2 separate regions of the Homo sapiens genome follow, and region 1 is linked to region 2. The links are chromatin loops, found by intact Hi-C in ENCODE. Cell type or tissue: endothelial cell of umbilical vein. All regions are shown on one strand.

Evidence for each region. Hi-C counts contacts between places; a loop is a spot of excess contacts. Peaks named below come from ENCODE experiments on the same cell type or tissue, not always from the same donor. Only the 100,000 strongest peaks of a DNase experiment are listed, where the experiment ranks them.
Region 1: a loop joins it to region 2, with 4 times the contacts of the local background. A loop is called at or near these places in 8 of 110 quality-filtered maps.

Annotation. Positions count from the first base shown.
Region 1 is chr4:54,968,400-54,976,399 of GRCh38, forward strand. It overlaps the pseudogene RPL38P3. Among named protein-coding and RNA genes, the nearest start is that of LINC02358, 130 kb to the left of the region's middle. In endothelial cell of umbilical vein, CTCF peaks have their summits at 3,159 and 3,373; a DNase peak (open chromatin) is centred at 3,282.
Region 2 is chr4:55,863,739-55,871,738 of GRCh38, forward strand. It overlaps EXOC1 (exocyst complex component 1), which reads left to right. Exons shown (of 19, transcript NM_001024924.2): 4 at 489-648; 5 at 4,598-4,785; 6 at 6,940-7,167; 7 at 7,363-7,495. Among named protein-coding and RNA genes, the nearest start is that of EXOC1, 14 kb to the left of the region's middle. In endothelial cell of umbilical vein, a CTCF peak has its summit at 3,431 (motif pointing left); DNase peaks (open chromatin) are centred at 2,793 and 3,443; H3K27ac peaks cover 1,746 bases.

The sequences.
Region 1 (8,000 bases), 900 kb before region 2:
ATCCTGAGATGAAAAGAACTTCCACCCTCCACAACTGATTCAATACTGTTCCAAATGGTTGACCCAATCCCAGCTAAACCATTTGCTCTACTAGCCCCTCTAAGAATTATTCATTCCTCAGCATAGGCATTACATGTGGTTGGCTCCTTTTTCAAAAAGATCAGCCCTTCATCTTCCCCAAATCATGGGCCCATCGGTTCTCTGGAAAATTATTCCAAACTCCACAACACTTTTTCTCTTTTTTTTTTTTTATTAATTTTCTTTATTGTCTGTTTTCTTTTTTTATATACACTTTAACTTTTAGGGTACATGTGCACAATGTGCAGGTTTGTTACATATGTATACATGTGCCATGTTGGTGTGCTGCACACAGTAACTCCTCAGTTAACATTAGGTATATCTCCAAATGCTATCCCTCTCCCCTCCCCCCACCCCACAACAGTCCCCAGAGTGTGATGTTCCCCTTCCTGTGTCCATGTGTTCTCATTGTTCAGTTCCCACCTATGAGTGAGAACATGCAGTGTTTGGTTTTTTGTCCTTGCGATAGTTTACTGAGAATGATGATTTCCAATTTCATCCATGTCCCTACAAAGGATATGAACTCACCATTTTTTATGGCTGCATAGTATTCCATGGTGTATATGTGCCACATTTTCTTAATCCAGTCTATCGTTGTTGGACATTTGGGTTGGTTCCAAGTCTTTCCTATTGTGAATAGGGCCGCAATAAACATACGTGTGCATGTGTCTTTATAGCAGCATGTTTTATAGTCCTTTGGGTATATACCCAGTAATGGGATGGCTGGGTCAAATGGTATTTCTAGTTCTAGATCCCTGAGGAATCGCCACACTGACTTCCACAATGGTTGAACTAGTTTACAGTCCCACCAACAGTGTAAAAGTGTTCCTATTTCTCCACATCCTCTCCAGCACCTGTTGTTTCCTGACTTCTTAATGATCGCCATTCTAACTGGTGTGAGATGGTATCTCATTGTGGTTTTGATTTGCATTTCTCTGATGGCCAGTGATGATGAGCATTTTTTCATGTGTCTTTTGGCTGCATAAATGTCTTCTTTTGAGAAGTGTCTGTTCATATCCTTCGCCCACTTTTTGATGGGGTTGTTTGTTTTTTCTTGTAAATTTGTTTGAGTTCATTGTAGATTCTGGATATTAGCCCTTTGTCAGATGAGTAGATTGCAAAAATTTTCTCCCATTCTGTAGGCTGCCTGTTCACTCTGGTGGTAGTTTCTTTTGCTGTGCAGAAGCTCTTTAGTTTAATTAGATCCATTTGTCAATTTTGGCTTTTGCACAACACTTTTTTTCTAATGACTATAGGAACAGATTGAATATGAGAGCTAAGCAGATTTTAAATATAAGTATGTTTTTTACTAAAGCCCTTTGTATCAGTTAAGAATTGTGTTAAGCTCCAAGTAAAAGAGGTCCCCCAAAACATAGGTTTAAACAAATTAGGAAACTTATTTTTCTCAGGTAATGAAGAATGTGGACATGGGAGGTCCAGGGTGGGAATGGTAGCTCACAATTCACCAGGGACTTAGACTCCTTTTACATTTCTGTTCAGTCATCTTTAAAGGTTGTCTAGTGGCCTCAAGATGGCTGCCAGAGTTCTAGCCATCCTGTTCAAGCTCCAGACAAGAAGAATGAGAAGAGCAGTGGACAAAACAGTATGCCATGGGAGTCAACCCCTTTTTAAGGAGCTTCTCTAGGAAGTTCCTCTCAACAACTTCCACTTCTATTTCACCAGCCAAAACTTGGCTACTTCTATCTGCAAAGGAGTTTGGGAAATTTAGAGGATTTTTCTTTGTTTCATTATTTTCACACATCAGATAGATATATGGCTACTCCTTCCCCAGACAGGGTTCTATTAGGTAGGGAGAAAGTGAGAGGATAGGCTGGCCTGGCTAGTTAAAATAAGGCTGCTTTCTGAGTCAGATTCAGAGGAACTGGACTCTCAGAGGCACAGAAGCAGGCTCTGCCAGGCCTCAGGCTTCTACGTCAGGTAGGAAAATAACTTTGGTCCTGTGTCACATCTTCAGGGTTGGAGAAGGAGCATCTCTCTTTAAGGAACAAGAAGACTACATTTTTTAATTTCAGGGAATGATTGGGAACTTATCCCAGGTCAGCAGTGGGTCTGGGAAGGAGATCTGGACATTCTTCAAAGGAGATTTTGCCTTTTCCAGACTTCCCATTTCTATTCCTCTTGCATTCCTGTGCTCTAGTCCCTGCTGCAAATGAGAAACTTCACTTTTTTTTTTTTTTTAACAGGTCAGGGTGTTTGGGGATGTTGGTACAGAAGAAGAACAGTTATGTCTGCCTCAAATTTACCAGACAGAGCAGGTAACCCAATTTTTAAAGGCAGATGTATCCTAACCATCATCAAAGCTTCATTCACCTTTGAATTTAAGGTTTTGCCCTCAAACCATGATTTTTGTTATCCTGCTAAGATCTTACATGGAGTTGTTAGTTTAATTAAATTCAGCTATTTCAAGATGGAATACTTGACTGAACATAGGAGAAAGCTGAGAACTACAAAGACAAAAATGAATCCTGCCCTATCATCTTATTTAGAAAAACTTTTTCTTATATTCATTCCTTCATTTCATTCAACTGTATTGATCAAGCAGCTCCATGTGCTAGGTTCAGGATACACCACAGGTCTTGAAACCTGGTACATACCCACGAGGAATGTGTTCCCAATTGCATGAGAAACAGTGAGGAGCCAATTATAGTTCAGAGTAGCAAGGGCGATGATGTCTATGCATAGTCTTAAAAAACGGAAAGATGGGGCTACTGCCATACAGCAGAAAATCAGTTTGGAAGAAAGGTCAGGGAAGGCTTGTTGGACATGGTGAAATCCGAGACCTAATTCATCAATTTTCAGGAGCATCGAGCCTGAACTTCAAAGTCAATCCTCTTTTAAACTAACAAAACCAAATCATGTGCTCATGCGCTTATCTGGAAAATAAAAACATACGTAATATTAGTACTCAAAAGCTAAGATCACAGGTAAATTCAATTTCAAAGCAAAAATCAAAATGAACAATCAACACAGTGGACCATTTCCTCTTATTAGCAGATGAGGAAAGCTTAAAATTAATCGTGTCGCCTGGTACAGCAAGCAGTCACTTCAAAGTTAAACGCTAGGTGGTGTTCTTAGCACGGTTTGCTATCTTTGACGTCTTAGAAACAGTGAGGGTTCACTCCTTTCCAGGAAAAAGAAAGCAAAATGCTGAATACCCCTATCACAAAATTGATTTTATAAGAATAAATAACACCTTTAATGGTATTCTTTTCTTACCATGAGCAATACATTTATTTTTTTTTAACAGTAAATATTTTCTGGTAGATAGGCACATTATTCCTTGCAAAAATGAGATGGAACCACTAGAGGGACAAACTCTCCCAGGACCTAGTCAGCCAAGCAGTTTTGTAAAGGCAGCAATAGCCTCTGGATACCGAAGCCAGGAGTTAGAGAACCGTATTCAAGTGTCCCCCAAGCAACCTGAACCCATTACTCAACTTCATAGTCTCCTTGGAGAAGTTCGCAATTTAGAAGAAGTTGATAGAAAATGTTTTACACCCAAATCACCAAAGCTGGGCCTTGTTACATGCCTGCCTCCTCCTCCACCAAGTAGAAAATGTTAGATTAGAAGATTAAGGGATACTATGCAAAGCACGTTAAGCTCCTTGAGTAAAAGGAATTAGGAGGATATCAGATGGTAGCAATAAGTTTCAAAGACGACAAACGGAAGAGTGATACCTTACCTTGTAAAACCATTCTCCATAAAATAGGAAAAAATCAGATAGCACAAGGCAGAGAAGAAAAAAAAGAAGGAAATAATAACAACAGAAAATATTTTAGGCCAATAATCAACCTACAGAGGGGAAGAATATAGATCTCTTTTATCTAAAAGGAATGAATAGTTTTTTTAATGTTGAAACTAGAAACCAACTAATACAACACTAGGCAGAGAATACAAAAGTAGAAAATGATTTAGTCCTGAAAAATATTTTAGGCAAATAGTTCATTGATATTTGGTTTCCAAACACTGGTCAAAGAACCAGTCCTGATCCATGACAAAGTTTTCACTGGTCTGTGATGAAAAGCAGAAAATAAGGACATCATAAAAAGTCTTTCAGAAAGCTAATTTTTTTTTTTTTTAAGATGGAGTTTCACTCTTGTTGCTCAGGCTGGAGTACAATGATGCAATCTAGGCTCACTGCAATCTCCGCCTCCTGGGTTCAAGTGATTCTCCTGCCTCAGCCTCCCGAGTAGCTGGGATTACAGGCGCCCACGACCATGCCCAGCTAATTTTTTTTTTTTTTTGTATTTTTAGTAGAGATGGAGTTTCACCATGTTGGCCAGACTGGTCTCGAACTCCTGACCTCAGGTGATCCCCCCACCTCGGCCTCCCAAAGTGCTAGGATCACAGATGTGAGACACCGCGCCCAGCCTAGAAATCTAAATTTGATAGATTTAAAGAACTTATTTTTATTCTAAAATTAGATCTTTTCTGCCTTTTTATGGTACAAGATGTTTTCTAAAGTTAAAAAAAGAAAGAAAAAGCTTCTCCTAGGAAGTGGTCATCATAGAGGTGTTTATGTGTTATTTCATTCTGTTTTGTTATTAGTCCTTATTTTGCAAACTCTAATGTACCATCATTATGTATAGTTTTGAAATGTTACTGGTCTGAGAAATCCAAAAGTCTGAGAACTACTGCATCAACAACTAATTTAAGAGAGAACTAACTAGTCAGCAAGGTGTTATTCACTCATTTATTCAAGAGCCAATTACAGTCCAGAGTAGCAAGAGGGATGATGTCTAAATATTCATTGAATCCTTTGTTGGTCCTGGGCTGCATTGGGCCAGGGGTGATGAGCATTAGCAAGGCTGGCATTGGTCCTCCTCACAGAACATGCCATCTGGCAGGAATGTCTGGGGTGGTGAGCAGGTTGAGGCCCATTGTGATGTTAAGGATGATGGTATATTAAGCTTGTAATTGCACATGGGATAATTTTTTACAACGTATGTAGAATTTTGCACTATATCTTTTTTAATCCACCTTGGATGAACAGTGTGTTTCTTTCCTGTAAAAACTGAGTAAGTGAATGTCTGTTTCTATCAAGCTACTTTAAAAATATATATCCACATCTCACTATGATAGTTGCCAAGACTCTTGGTTCAAGGCCCTGGGCTGGCTGTCTACATACAATGTGCCACAAAAGGCATCTCTGTAAAGATGGAACCCCAAAGGTTGCAGAATGAATATCCCTTACCTATTCTGAAAAGGTACAGCAGTAAGGTCTAGGTGCGGACAAGGGAAGTTATTTCTCACCCTGCCAAGGAGAAGGAAGAGTCAGCTTAAGGGATCTATGGAGGCTCTTTTTTCCAAAGCATCCCTGTAGAGGCATCCCTGAGGGACAGCCAGCCAGCTGGTTATGTTGCTTTTCAATGTGACATTTCTGGACTCTTGGGATCATTGGGTTATATTTGGAATTCATCCTGGCCACTGTCTGGGTCTCCCATCTTTAACAGGCACATCAGCAGGACAGTTTTAGATAGAAAAGATCGATAAAATCTGGCAGCACTTGCACTGGTTTCCATGGTGACATGCTGAGCACCTACTGGTCCTTAAAGACCAGCAATATGAATAGTTAAAATGAATTATTTCAGGGCCCTCTAGCCTAGAATATAGGGATCCAAGATAAGAAAATTTTTTAAAGCCTATTCTTCTGGAACATAATTGATAGCTATAGATACATACACAGGAAGGGACATTAGAAAGAAATATCCAAGCATGATTTTGTTTATAGAAAAATAAAAACAAACAGAGATTGGCTATAAGTATTTTTATATCAGAGAATTGTTTCAGTGCATTACCTGGAGCCTTACTTGCTGAGGTCTTCAGGTCCTTTAGGGAAGTGTTTCAGAACATGTACAATCTTATCATTTCTTTTATCAGAACTTGAGTTCTCATAACTATACACCACTGTGCCTTACTTTACATTTATATTCACTTTAAGTTACTGTTTCTACAATAAACCCTCCACCCCCAATACACTGAGGCACATTTGGCCCCTTTGAGCCAGTGTGGGCTGCCAGCACTGTGAATAGGGAACGTCCTCTCTGCCTCACAACATCTGCACACTTGATTCAGAGATGTCTTTCCTGTATCCCTCACCGTCCTCTGACAGAACCCCATGGATCAGCTTTACAGGTCTCTATTTCCAAATCTGCAGGGGTCTCTCTCTAACACCTGACTAGTTAAATAGGATTCCCAGATTTAGCCCATCTATCTCTGGCCACCTGATCTTAACACTTCCCTTCTGGTTGGAATTTTCCATGGATGGATCCACCTTGAATTCCCCTCTTTCAATTACTCCTTCAAAAAGCAATTCCTAGAGGCCATCCTTGTAAAGCAAGATGATGGACCACCCTCTTTGGAGACCACCCTTAAGATAGCCTCACCAGACACCAACTGGCCCCATGGGATTTCTTCCTGCCTTCTTCTTCCCTCCCTTCCTTTGTAAATTCAATGTTAGATTTCAAATCAAAATCCTCAGCTCATCATTCACTATTCTCACTGATCCATGCAAGGCTCAGTATGCATGTATTTATAGACTTCTTATATAACAAAGATTGATGTCTTGTATGAAAGTACTTTCAATGTACACAAATTGTGTGGCATCATTCACTTCATTCTGTTCCTCACTTTTTCACTCAGGAGTCTCTTCATGTTGCTGCACATATATCAAGTCTGTTGTTTAACTGCTTAATAATACTCCCTAGTGCACATCCAGTACAAGCGCTTCTCCAGTCACCCAGTAAGAAACCACAGATTGCTGACACTTCCCTGTAAAACAATGAACATCTTCATATATGCCCCACTATAGACCTGTGTGAGACTTTCTCTGGGATGAGAACCCAGACATCCCACCCACAACAATCTTCTGGATTCCCCATCTGGATTGCTGGGTCAGAGGATATGCATATTCTTAATTTGACCAAATAGGACCAGAGGCTCTCCAGTGTGGCTCCAACAGTCCACATCCCCAACAGCACTGCATGAGGATCTTTACATCCCCCATCCCCATCTCCCTGCAACACTTGGCTGGAGTTCCAGCTTTGTAAGTTGTGCTAATCTGATAGATTTGAAGTTGCTATTGTTTACACTTTCATCTCTTACAAACCCCCAACGAGTCTGAGCATCTTGTCATAAGTTAGATATCATTTAAAAATTATCATTTTAGTTTCTTTTTCTCATGAATCATGTTTTTTTCCTTTTACTAGATTTCTACTGGAATTCCCAAACTCCTCATCAGTTCTCTGTTACTTTTATCCATGACTATTTTCATGAAAACAGAAAAGCTTATTTTGATGTAATTAAATCCATCAATTTTAGCCTCAGGTTACTGGTTTGGGGGTTTTCTATCTTAGATGGAATTCTACAATCTTTCCAGCAAATATAATGTTTATTGTAGGTATTTGTCACATGACCTTTATAAATTAGAACATTCTCTTTCAGACCTGATTTTCTAAGAGTTTTAATTTTTAATCATGAAGTTATTGAATTTTATCCAATGCTTTTTCTGGTTCTATTACGATCATCCTATAGTTTTTCTCCTTTAGTGTATTCATGTGGTGAGTTACATTGGCTCATTTTCTGATGTTGAATCATCCTTGCTTTCTTGTTTTAAAGGATTTTTAATATTTTAATACAGTTTAGATCAGTGTGTCTGGTTCATTTCAGCTCCTTCACTGCCAAACCAGGGGGCAGGGACTAGTTCAGTTTCTCTGCCTTCTCTTTGTCAGTGATGATCAGGGTATAAAGGAATCTGTTGCATGGAACTTTAAACTTCATATTGTCCTTACTTTTCTTGATCTTGACAGATTTGGCATCCTTTCACCAGGCTGTAAGCAGAAAACCCTTGATTTCCTCAATTTTCTGAGGCATGGCGATAAGGTACACCCGGCGCAGACTC
Region 2 (8,000 bases):
AGTACACCAGGATATACATTGCATTTTTCTCAAGTTTTATACTTAGAAGATATAGTCCTTATTAGGGAGTTAGTGTCCAATTACAGTTTCAAATAGTAGTACATTATTAAAGAAAATGTATAACTAAAACTCTATAGGCAATTTAAAAAGAAAAATTAGGTCCATGTCAAAGCTAGAGACCATTGTCATCTTACTGATGAGGAAGCTAAGCCACAAAGCCATTAATGCATCCTATACTTCTACTCATAGACCTAAAGGGCATAGGAAGAAAATGACCACAACAGTATGTTGTTTTTTCATCCAGCTCCTTTGGGGTGGTAAACTTTTTGCTATAAATTGAATTCTCCAAACTCTTCCTTTCCAGTTGCTTAGCTGATTTTTAATACTCTTCATTTTCCAAAAACAGCGTAAATGCCTATGCAGATTTTACATTAACAATGTAAAAGGATGTGATCAAAAATAATATCTTTTGTATATTTTTATTTTAGGAAAATCCTGAATTTGATTTACACTTTGAAAAAATATATAAATGGGTTGCCAGCAGCACTGCTGAAAAGAATGCATTTATTTCATGCATTTGGAAATTGAATCAGCGATATCTCCGGAAGAAAATTGATTTTGTCAATGTTAGCTCACAGCTTTTGGAAGGTAAAGTTAAATAAAAATGTATATGTAAAATCAATTATATCTTTAAGTGAATATATAATTTGACATCATTCAAATTAATTAGAATACTGAATTATCTTATCGTAAAAGAACTTTAAAATAATTTTTCTTATTGCAGAAATTATGCTTGTTTATTGTAGAATATTAATACATTATGATAAATAAATAAAAACCACTTATTCTTCAGCAATAACTACTGTTAGCACTTTGTTAGATATTCGTCTAGTCTTTTTCCTATGCATAAACACCTTTTTAAGATAAAGAAATTTACATTATGTTTTCTAACATACTTTTTCATATAATGTATCATGAACATTTTTCATGTTGTTGAATACTTACCCCAACATTATTTTCAGTAGCACCATAGTATTCCATTATATGGATATACCATGTTTATTTAACTAATCATTTATTTTTTAATTTTCCAATCTTTGCTTCTTTTAAACAGCTCTGGGATAAATACCCTTGTAGCAGTATTTTTGTACAGAGGGTAGATGTAGTGGTTAAGAACATAGCTCTGAAGTCAGACTTCTTGGGTTCAAATCCTGGCTTTGCCACTAACTAGCTATATGACTTTGCATTGATACTTACTCTCTATGTTTCAGTTTCCCTTATCTCAGAACTAGAGATAATAATAGTATCTACCTCATAGGGTTGTTATGAGGATTAAATTACTTAATATATGAACATAGTAAGAACAGTGCCAGGTACATAGTAAGTGCTCAGTAAATATTAGCTATTATTATGTTACCAGTATAAAATCCTTAGACATGAAGATTATTAGAATATTTTTGATCAGTATATCTTCAGGAATGTTACTATGCATCATTTTGTGTTACAAGACAAAAACTCTACCATTAATTAGTGAAAATATGAGATTTTCTCTACTTTTAAAATTTCTTTCCTAAAGATACAAACATTGTAAGATAGCACTTAGTAATCAGTGAGCCTGCTGCTGATTTTAGGCTTGATGCTTGGCACTGGCAGAAACAAGTCACATATGTCAGCCACCAGTAGTGCTGGTCTTATGTAGGAATCCCCAGGGTTGCCATCTCACCAACACTAGTCCCCAACATCTTGGTAATTGAGTGTGTAGAGGGAATGACCTTCAAGAAATTTATGGTAACTTTTCATGCCTTGAATCGTGGTTTAATTTGCTTCGAATGGCTTTTATTTTTTTTAACATTTCAGGGTTGAACATTCTGATGAGTCAGTGATTCAGTGATTCACAAGCTTGCTGTTCTGTCTTCAAATATTATGCATTTCCAGATGTTATTTATTGTGTAAGGTGATTTTAAACCAGTATATTTCAGGACAGTCATATAGAAAAATACATACCCTACCTGGATCTGCCTCATTAAGAAATACTACCAAAATCAGTGAGAAGAGTATTACTGTTTTTGAAAATGAAGTGTCTAACTTAAAAAAAAAAAGGCATTCAATTTTTCAGGCCATAAAACAAGAGTATAGACACGTTCATGTGTATAAACATTAACCCTAACTGAGATCGATTTTAAGAATACTGAGAAGATCCTTAAGGATCTCATTTTGAAAATCACTTGCTATATACGTCAGTAACTCTTGCTTTGGTTTAGTGGAGTTCAGGGAATAGCTTCATTAATGTCTACAAACTTGTTTTATGGACCTTGAAATTACAGCCTTTAATTCCCATTAAAAAAAAATGTCTCTAAGTTTTGAGTGATGTTAGAAAACAAATAAAAAATTATTACCACCCCAGTTTAAGAGCTCAATAATTAAGTAAGACTATTTTGATTATAAATGGTAGCAGTGGCAACTTGGTAGTTTTTATTGTTGACAATTGAATACGTAAGTTAAATAATGGGGCTCCTCAGCAGAATAAGGTTTGTAAAAGAGGACTTTTCAGCAGTTGAAGTAGATTGAAGTTTTTATTTGGCCTTTTTTTTCATTCTTTTACTTGCAACCAGCTTTTTAAAAAAGAATCTTTGACTTGAATCCTTAAATGCTGGCTTGAACTGTTATTTTGTGTAATTTTTTACTTGCCTCAATCTTGTCCTTTCTAACCATGTTTTGTGACTAATCCTCTGTGAGGGAGTGTCTGGGTAAAGCTTTTGGGCCTTAAGTAACATAACTAGGCTACATGCATGAGTCACAACTGACCTAAATATAATCCCCAGGAAATGATTAGTTTGCCAGGTTTCTCCTCTAAGGGTTAGTTAGTGCTGTTTCTTAAAAGACTAAGAGAAATTAGAAAGATAAATATATTTGTAGTCACTATCAGAAAGTGAATAAGAAAAATGAACACGGCAAATTTAGCTTCTTATGGATCTTTCCACTTGGTAGTTGATTTGGCTGTCTTTTGAACTTTAACATGAAGTTCAAATGAGATATGGGTAGTATTTTAAAAATTTAAGCCTGTTTACTTTTCTACCCAGCTAATATTCTTTGCTTACTTTCCTCTGCTTTTTTCATACTTTTTACTCTCCAGAACTGCCTAAAGTTACAGAAGGTGCGTAACACCTTTTCTTCTTCTATTCCATATGTTTTTATTAGTTGCCTTTGTTATATACCGTTGGTTGTATGTTTTATGAAATGATGTACTGGGACAAATTTATTTTAAAAATCTACATAGTAATAAAATTAATGATAGTATTTATTATTGGCTTTCAAGGACATATCATTAGAAAATACTTCTGAAGCAGTTAATTATAATCATGTAAAATATTTGTTTAAGTCTACTTGTGTAAGGACCTGTACAGAATGATTTGGGCAGTCCCTGCCCCCTAGTGGCTAATAAGCTGTCACACATGACAGTTGAACTTTTTCGCAGTGAATTAAATGGACTCGTTGAAAGGACAAGGAGATCGGTAATATCTCTCTAAAGAACTTATATACTAAAATCTGTAATTGCCTGTACCAAAAGTTTTAGTCTTCTTTTTGTTCTGGGACAAATGAACGTATTTCAGGTCATGCTGAATGTAAATATTCATTTTCCTATAAAATAATGAATACTAAAAGCATCCAGAGTTTGTGGTTTAAATCATGCCCCATTAAGTCTGTGAAATTGCTAACTTTATTTAGAGTGATAAAACAACATCTTAGGAGTTAAAAATGATTTCTTTCATTTTACCTCCTAACCTCAAGCTTTATATACAGTGCTCACATGCTAGTGTATTTCCTCAAAAAAAAAAAAAAAATGAACTGAAACATCTAGAAAGCATTTCAGGTTTGACCTCTTGGTCTTTTGTTATAAAGCATGAAGCCTGTTTAACTTTTTATAATTTCAAACAGCCATGTTGTTGTTGCTCTTACTTAGAGTTATTGAGAAAGCTGTAACTTATCTTTAGAAATGTTATCAATGCATGTGAAATTTTTTTAAGCAAAGAAATGGATAATTCAGTTAATATTCTAGTGACCAAAATAAATTATGGATTATAGATGCATTTTTCATTTTAATTAAAAAGTATTTGGCAAAAATATACATACTGAAGATGAAAGTAACAAAAGTAACAAAAGAAAAATTTCACCTGGGAAAAAAAGGAAAGCAAATTGTTTTTGTGTGTACTGAATTCATAGTCATTGTTTTGTTAGAGCAACAGCCACATCAGGTACGAAAAAATGTTTAGGTTTGTTCCCACCTGTTTTTGTATTTTGTTTTTACATTTTAGCTTAATTGTATTTTGGGAAACTGTGGTGAAAGCCTGTTTTAACATTTGTAAGTTAGTGCATTAGACTGCATGCTTTTTATTTATTTTTTAGAACTTTATTTCATTAACATATTAAATTATTTATAAAAATAAAGTTTGATTTTTTCATATCATTTGAATCATTCTATCCTCTTTTTCAGCTGCTAAATGTGACCTGTGCTTATAACTATACCTACCTATATGTATTATGTTATAGTCTTTTCTACTTTTTTGACTATTTTACTTTGAATTTTTACCTCTTTAAGAATCTGTTCCAAGTGGAGAAAATCAGAGTGTGACAGGAGGTGATGAAGAAGTAGTAGATGAATACCAAGAGTTAAATGCAAGAGAAGAACAGGATATCGAAATAATGATGGAAGGCTGTGAATATGCAATCTCGAATGCGGAAGCCTTTGCAGAAAAATTGTCCAGAGAGCTGCAGGTGCTAGATGGGGTAAGACTTTCCTGAATTCTATGAATAAGTGATGTATAGTGGATTGAGAAGGCTAATGATGTTCATATTATACTACCTCAGCACTTAAGCCTTTATAGTGTGTTATTGCCATCTTTATCTATAAGCACATTACCAGCTGCCATCAGTCTTTTACTGTTCTTGTTCAAAAGATGAACTATTCCTGTTAAGCCAATGAAGACAGTTGGCTGAGATTCTGGATTTGGGGAGGTTCTTGATATGAAGTGACTGGAGTAAAAACTAGGCCAGAGAACATCTTGGGAGTTGATTCGCTCAGCCTCTGAAACATGTCTGAATAGTTCAGTGCCAAAGAATAGCATTTGTGTGTATGTGTGTGGTTTGAAAAAAATAAAAATAGGGATGAAGTATAAAGAGAGAAATGTGGCTGAAATATGTGAATCATTTACCAAAGAAGAGTGGAGTGAGTGTGGTGAAAACAGGAGAGCCAGAGAAAAAGATCTGTGACTTCTTTGCTAAAATGTTTTAGAATAGACCTTTTTGTTTTGTGTGCAGTTTTTGAGTGTAATTCAAATGCACAGCACCTGCTGGGGCAGTGGCTTACACCTGTAATCTCAACACTTTCGGAGACTGAGGCGAGCAGATCACCTGAGGTCAGGAATTCGAGACGAGCCTGGCCAACATGGCAAAACCACATCTCTACTAAAAAAAAAAAAATTAGCCAGACATGGTGGCATGCTCCTGTGGTCCCAGCTACTTGGGAGGCTGAGGCACAAGAATCGCTTGAACCTGGAAGACAGAGGTTGCCGTGAACTGAGATCGTGCCACTGCACTCCAGCTTGGGTGACAGAGTGACACTCTGTCTCAAAACAAAACAGAACAAAACAAAAAAATCAAACACACCGCATCTCTTATGCTAGAGTAATCTAAAATCATTTGGGTTTGTTCTGGTTTTAAGAAAAGGTAAGCATTTAAGAAATCCCTCAGAGGATAAGGAACATTTTAAAGACTTAAATTTTAGTGTTGTATACATGAAAGGTACAGAAGTTATGGGGTCTGACTCAGGCCCAGAGAGATTATATGAATAGTCCAGGCTTACAAGTTTACAGAGTTCACTGAAAGCAAAGCCTAGAAATGATTTTAAGATGTTAAGGAAGAAATCCTGGGCAGATTCAAACCCCAGCTCTGTTACTTAAGAGATGTCAGTGGCTTCTGAACCCTTCTGACTCTTAAAGTCGTATTGCACTTACATTTTATTTACTGTGGATAGTATGTAAATAACGTGTGAAACCACAGCGTCAGCTGTACAATGATATCCTTTAAATTTCTGGTCCAGGTTTTTCATCGTACCATGTTACTTGCCTTCTTAATATGGCTTAGTGATTTATATTTTTTGTTCTAATTAATATGGTATATATGTTCCAAGTCAGCATATTGCTTTGCAGTTTAATTTTGGATTTGGCAGTTTCCTTATTTCAGGGAATTCAGAATCAATAGTCAGAATCATTTAGAAAATAGTGATAAGGGGATGGTGGTTTGTTACTGCTTTGCCTGGGGAAGAAAAAAAAAACAGTTGAAAGAGAAAAGAAAAAAGATGATAGAAGGAGCTATCGGCCGTATGCTCTTCTACATCCTGTTACTAGTTCCCATCATACTACAGTTATAAATTAGTTTCATATATCCTTCAGAGTCTGGTATACCACTGCTGCTTTCTCAACTAAGATATCACATAGGTGATTATGCTTTTATTTAGGGTTTCACATAGGTGTTAAGAAAATTTCTAGCTGGTAGAATTGGAGGAAATGTTAGAGATAACATGGCCTAATGCCTCCTAAATGTATAGAAATGAGAATGTGCCATTACCAGTGATACTTTCTGGCACCTTACTTGTGCATTCTGGAACCTTACTTGTGCAGTCTGTGGAAATATAAAATCCTAAGGCATGGTCCCTAACATTGATTTAGAGGCAAGTGTACCTGCATGAAATACTGTGTAAAACATGGAAGAACATAAAGTGATAAACTGAAGTAGATGTGTAGGTATATATCAATTTTTGTTATGCTACTTTCAAGGAAATTTAGCAACATTTCACCTTTATTCTTTTACACATCTAAATAACAAGTATGTTTTTTGTTTGTTTGTTTGTTTGTTTGTTTGTTTTGGTCTTTAACTTTGTAGGCTAACATCCAGTCAATCATGGCATCTGAAAAACAAGTCAACATCCTGATGAAATTGCTAGATGAGGCTCTAAAGGAGGTAGATCAGATTGAATTGAAACTGAGCAGTTATGAGGAAATGCTCCAAAGTGTAAAAGAACAAATGGATCAGATCTCTGAAAGCAACCACCTAATTCATCTTAGTAACACTAATAATGTAAAACTCCTATCTGAGATAGAGTTCCTTGTGGTAAGTATGATCATAAATTACCAACAAAAAAAAACTAGTGATGATATATAAAACCCATTTGTAAACATTTTTTAATTTCCTTGTGAGAACAGGATTTAAAATAATTCCAAAGACCTAATGATAGGACTGAATAGCATCTTGCCTGTAAATTTCCCAAAATTACACATGCAAATGGTGTGTTTGCATATATTCTAGAACCACATGGACTTGGCCAAAGGTCATATAAAGGCCCTTCAGGAAGGAGATCTTGCTTCTTCCAGAGGCATTGAGGCCTGCACCAATGCTGCTGATGCCCTTCTGCAGTGCATGAATGTAGCTCTTCGACCAGGTATGTTCATTAGAAATGACAAAAATGTGACCAAGAATGTGAGACTAAGCCTGTAACTTGTTATAAAGGTTTTGACAAGAAATACATGAGACAAGTGGTTTAAGGGTTACATTATTAGCTATTCAAGTTTCACTGATTTCCCAACTTATTTCTATTGATACTAGGAACTTTTTTACTTCAGTTCCTCCTTCTAATTGTCCTCAATGACTATAGTCAACACCATGATCTTTATTTAGTACTATCCACAGAACCCAGCAGAAAGTAGGTGCTTTGGTTAGACGAGAGCAATTATTTCAAAACTTGAGTGTCCGTCAGAATCCCTAGAGGTCTTGTTAAAAACATAGATTGCCTGGCCCCAGTCCCAGATTCAGCAGATCTGGGCTGAGATTTTAGAATCCACATTTCTAACAGTTCCCAGGCGATGGTGAGGCAAGACCACACTTTGAGAACTACTGTGAAATCCCATTTTTCTCCTGCTTAACTTTTATCATGTAAATGAATACAC